2 separate regions of the Homo sapiens genome follow, and region 2 is linked to region 1. A link is a contact called in ENCODE Hi-C or POLR2A ChIA-PET data. All regions are on one chromosome and are shown on one strand. Each heading gives the region's core, a stretch centred on a gene start or an enhancer-like site at or near the end of the contact. The rest is flanking DNA. Distances are from core to core; before and after follow the strand shown. Region 1 holds the start of VAX1 (ventral anterior homeobox 1). Region 2 holds the start of SHTN1 (shootin 1).

Region 1 (2,548 bases), core at 18-2,517:
GCAGGGAACACGGCCCTTCCCCCGCCCAGGAGCCACGCCAGACCGCCGCACTCAGAGGACTGTTTGTTAATAGTCCAATTAGATAATTGCCATCTTTCACTCCTTTTGCTCCGCATTTCCCATAAAGGAATGAATGGGGAGAGCGGCGTGGAGAGGGCTTCTGCCCCGGCAAGGTGACGAGAAGGGCTGGAGCATGCTCCTTGCACAAGGCCATGCGCTTGAATTGAATCATTGTAGCCTAATCAATGCTCTTATTGGATTACTGGCTGTTGCTTTTCTCAAAGATATTGTAGCAGAGACAATGAAATAGCTAGGGGAAAACTTTTTTTTTTTTTTTTTGAAGCAGATCTCACAGTTGAGATTTCTCGGCCGTCTCTCCCTCTCCCCCTCTCTCTCCTGCTGGACTCTGAGTACAAAGCTGCCCTTTGAATGGGCTGCCTCAGGGCTGCTGGAGGTGCAGGCATGAAAAAATCCAACTGGAACTAAATGAAGAGAGGTGGCAGTTTAAGATGGCTGTCTGCGTCGAGGTGTGTTAAGAAGGAGTTGTTTAGGGGAAAATCTTGGCTTTTTTAGAGTGCAAGGGAGATACTTTTTGGGAAAACTTTCTCCCCCCGCTCTGTCCCCCATCCCCCACTCCCAGACAACTGCTTTCTTCTGCCGCAGGGTGCGCAGGGTTTTTTTTTTCTCCCCCCACACCCCCCCGCCGCCCAACCCTCATTCAGCTCTATCTGGCGAGTGTGGAGAAAACCCCTCTAGCCAGTATGTGAGCAGGAGGGTCAAAGGCAAAAGGAAAGTTAATAATGCCTGCTAATGGTACTAACAATTCAGGATGAATCTTGTCAAAAGTTTTTCTGGAAGTGTGGGTCTTTGATTGTGTGTTTCCTGAAAGCAAGACCAATCATTTCCGTTTATTCACTGGCTAAACCCCTACTTGATTGGGGACAAGGACAGAAACCATCCATTACGATCTGATATATTATCCAAACAATTTAGTGTATTCATGAGGTAACCGAAACGTGGGGGCTGCGAAATTACCCGTAATCAATTGCAACAGCGAGTGTGCGTCCCCCCGGGTGTCGGACAACTACAACTCGCCGTCTCAGAAACAGGCGGGAGCCGCAGCATTTCGGAGTTGCGCTGTTCGCTACCTGATCGCCAGGCTGGGGACACTGGACGTGCTCAGAGGACGCGGGTGCTGACGAGGCGGCCTCGCCGCAGCTCCACCAGGATCCTGGACCAGACTGGCCGCCTCTCGGCGAGCGCGCCACTCTCCCGTCGCCGCTGACCCGCGCGCGGCCGCCGAAGCCTCCCCGCGGGGACATTCATTCTTGCCCCTTGCCTGTCGCCGGGCCGGGCGTACGGGCCGCGTTGTCGGGGGTTTTGTCCCCTTTTTCCTCTTTTTTTTTTCCTTCTCCGCCCCCCCCCCTTTTTTTTTTTTTTGCTTTTTTTTTCCTTTCTGTTTTTGTTGTTGTTCTTGCCTATGTTCGGGAAACCAGACAAAATGGACGTTCGATGCCACTCGGACGCCGAGGCTGCCCGGGTCTCGAAGAACGCGCACAAGGAGAGTCGGGAGAGCAAGGGCGCGGAGGGGAACCTCCCAGCCGCCTTCCTCAAGGAGCCGCAGGGCGCCTTCTCAGCGTCGGGCGCTGCTGAGGATTGTAACAAAAGTAAATCCAATTCCGCAGCGGACCCGGATTACTGCCGCCGGATCCTGGTCCGAGGTAGGGATGGGCAGGGCTGCCAGGCGCGTTCTTTGGGGTCGACTCCGGGGCCGGAGCTGCGCGCTGCCGCCGACACAGGCCGGTGGGAAGGAGTGCCGGCTGGGACTTGGGAGAAAGTTGTTGGCCCTCCCCGCCCCGAGTCCGGCTGGGGACAAGCGCCTGGGACTCTCCGGTGCGCTCTCCAGGGGCCTCGGCCCTCCACGCCCGGAGGGGCCCCGCTGACCGGGCTGCGGGGGGAGATGAGGGGCTGCGCGGGTGCGGCCGGGCATCGGGCTGCGGCCTCCGACCCGGGAAAGGAGCAGAAAACTCCGGGAGGAGGTGTGCGCGCTCCAAGGGCCGGACGACCTGCCGGGAGCCGGCCAGGGGACTCCCGCGCTCTGGAGGGCTGAGCGCACCCAAGGGGGAACGCGAGCCCCGGAGAACAGCTGCCGATCGCGGGCTACGGCCCTGCCAGTTAGTGCACTGGGCCGAGGACCCCACGGCCGCGATCGGTGCCCGACCGCTGCCGCCGGGAGAGGCAGCTGGGCTTGGTTACGGAGCCGCGGTTGCCGCTTTGGTGCTCTGCTCTGCCGCTCTCGGATGGCGCGGCGTGCACTTAGCCCCGGCGGCGGAGGCTGCGAGGCCGGGCCCCGGCCCGGCGCCGCCCCAGCCAGCAGCAGATCTCCGGGCCCGGCCGGCCCCGACTCAGTCCCTCCTCCTTCCGCCGCGCGGACTCCGGAGGGAAGGAGACTCGAGGGTGGGGGTGGGGACGTCTGGATCACGGTCTGGTCGGCAAGCCCAGAGCTGGGGCCCGCAGGACCCGGGCGGGGCGACAAGGGTACCCTCAG
Region 2 (2,548 bases), core at 20-2,519, 130 kb after region 1:
TAGGTGGGACTACAGGCGCCTGCCACCACGCCCGGCTAATTTTTTGTATTTTTAGTAGAGACGGGGTTTCACCGTGTTAGCCAGGATGGTCTCGATCTCCTGACCTCGTGATCTGCCCGCCTTGGCCTCCCAAAGTGCTGGGATTACAGGCGTGAGCCACTGTGCCCGGCCACAGACCTGTAATCTTTATTAAAAACAAAAAAACAAAAAAAAAACAAAAAAAAACTGCATTATAAATTCTGGACTTGGTGTTTTGTTAATCTTCCTCTATTAAATCCTTACAACTCTTCCTTGAGAGTAGGTATCACTATTCTTCCTATTCTTCAGATGAAGTTCAAAGATGCAGGAGACTTGACCAAAGGTTAGCTCGCAACTAGGGGTTGGGGAGAAGCACCTTTGAAACAATGCAGACCTGCCACTTCTCTCCTGGGCATGGTCTAACACAGACATGAGTTCAAATAGTTCAGAGGGCAGTGAACTGGGACAAACGCTTGGCTTAACTGCCAGCCTCTGCTGCCCGGGGGCTGCGTGACCTTCGGCATTCGGACTGCAGTGGCACCCTCTCTAAAGGGAAGGTCATCCCGCCACCAACCAGATGATCTGCAAGGGCCCTCCAGGCCCCACCATCCACGTGCAGCAGGGTCCACGTTCTGACCACCTGGCAAACCTGGTGCGATGGGGGAAAGCTAGCCAGGGCCCTCCTTCACTCACGGCATGGTCATTTAAGTAGCTGGGCGGCCTGATTCGATCCTTGTCTCCTCTTCAAGGTGCAAAATGTACCACCCTGGGCCCGCCCCTGTGGGCAGCTAGGTTTTGCAACCGCGCCCCCAGAGTCTACTGCGGGAAAACTAGGGAAGAAGCCCAGGCGTTCATGGCTCATTGCGTCCCGCTCTACCTCTGTGGTTCTTTGGGAGCGACCCCCGGGAAGCGTCCAAAGTGGAGTTCCCACACACGCTGCGAACCCACAGCCGGTTTTCTCTGAACTCGCGTCCCTGAGTCCGGGAGGTGGAGGCGGAGAAAAGGGTGCGGAGCGACCCCACGCAGGGCCGCCCCCCCTCCCACCAGCGCGTCCTGCCGCGCCGGCAGCCACAGGCTGGCATAGCGGCTGCCGACCCGCCCTCGTTCCTCCACCCCCTGAACGGGACTGCTGGGCCCGCCCCGCCCCGCCTGCAGGTGAAGCGGCCGCAGCCGCCGAGTAGGTGCGTGGGGATGATCTCACTCGCGCGCTCCGCGCCAGGAGGAGGAGGAGCGGGAGCGGATCCAACTTCCGGGTAGTGGAGCCGCAAGCCACCGGCATCTTGCTTTTTCTTCCCCCTCCTCCTGTGTGCCCCGCGCCGCTCCCTCTTTCCCTTTTATTCCCGGCCCCACCCGCCAAAATGAACAGCTCGGACGAAGAGAAGCAGCTGCAGCTCATTACCAGTCTGAAGGAGCAAGGTAGGCAGCACGCGGGCGCCAGGTGTGGGCAGCCGCGGCCCGTGGGCGGGGACGGCCCCAGGGCGCTGGGGCCAGGGCAGTTGGAAGCCGGGCGGGAGACGTGGCGGCCGCCGTGGTCACCGCAGTAGCTCCGTCACCCGCAGAGAAGCGTCCTCCGTGGCCGGCGCGCCTGGGAAAGCTCTGGACCGAGGATAACGCGGAGTGTCGGGGCTAGTCAGGCCCCGCAGCTCGAGACCCGCTGCCCGCTGGTTGCGTTTGCTGGCGATCGGGGGCTGGGGGAAGGGACGAGGATTCAGTGCGGACGAGGTTGCACAGTGCCACCTTCCTTGCCGGAGAAGCGGGTGGGGCAGGATATTTTGGCTGCTTTGGGCGGCTCAGCTAGCTTGGCCCCACCCTTACACATTTGTTGGCGCTGGGTGGCCTGTAGGGCTGTTTCACACCCTTCCCAGCTTTTCGTTTGGATTCGGTCTAGTTCCTCTTTCCTTGCCCAGCTGGGATTTTCAGGCCATAATTTTTTTTTTAATCACTTCTCAATTTTAGCAGTTTATTAGTCAGCAAGGTCAACATCCTGCCAGTGTTGAGCTTTCAGAATTAACAGGGTTGACGCTGGGCGAAGGAGAGCCAGGCCATGCGCACGCATTTCTGTACTGCTTGGTAACTGGGGATTATCCTTTAATAAAGACCTGCTTCAGTCAATCATTTTTTTCATCAGTTACCACACTTCTGAACCAAACCAGATCAACAACCAAATGCTAACCTATCACATTTAAACACTTATCATTATTACCCTGACCAAAGGGTGGTCTGCGAATGTGGGTCAAGACAGGGAGGAACCAGCCGGGTGCGGTGGCTCACGCCTGTAATCTCAGCAATTTGGGAGGCCGAGGCAGGTGGATCACCTAAGGTCAGGAGTTCGAGACCAGCCTAACCAACATGGAGAACCCCTATCTCTACTAAAAATACAAAATTAGCCGGGCGTGGTGGTGCATGCCTGTAATCCCAGCTACCCGGGAGGCTGAGGCAGGAGAATCGCCAGGAGGCGGAGGTTGCGGTGAGCCAAGATGGCGCCGTTGCACTCCAGCCTGGGCAACAAGAACGAAACTCCATCTCCAAA

What was found. A loop is a pair of places that touch in the nucleus more often than their neighbours do. ChIA-PET counts read pairs that join two places held with the same protein, here RNA polymerase II (POLR2A). Pooled maps may share reads with other maps.
Region 2: a loop to region 1 is called in a map of head of caudate nucleus, with 3 times the contacts of the local background. The contact joins the promoter of SHTN1 here to the promoter of VAX1 in region 1. A Hi-C loop is called at or near these places in 1 of 168 maps with a recorded cell type or tissue (head of caudate nucleus) and 1 of 50 pooled maps. POLR2A ChIA-PET finds 5 or more read pairs at or near these places in 2 of 52 experiments (A549 and WTC11).

Annotation. Positions count from the first base shown.
Region 1 is chr10:117,136,989-117,139,536 of GRCh38, reverse strand. VAX1 (ventral anterior homeobox 1) reads left to right here and starts at 1,267. Exons shown (of 3, transcript NM_001112704.2): 1 at 1,267-1,721. The coding sequence starts at 1,481.
Region 2 is chr10:117,003,908-117,006,455 of GRCh38, reverse strand. SHTN1 (shootin 1) reads left to right here and starts at 1,269. Exons shown (of 17, transcript NM_001127211.3): 1 at 1,269-1,434. The coding sequence starts at 1,377. RefSeq lists silencers at 1,093-1,172, 1,403-1,512, 1,384-1,678 and an enhancer at 1,493-2,186.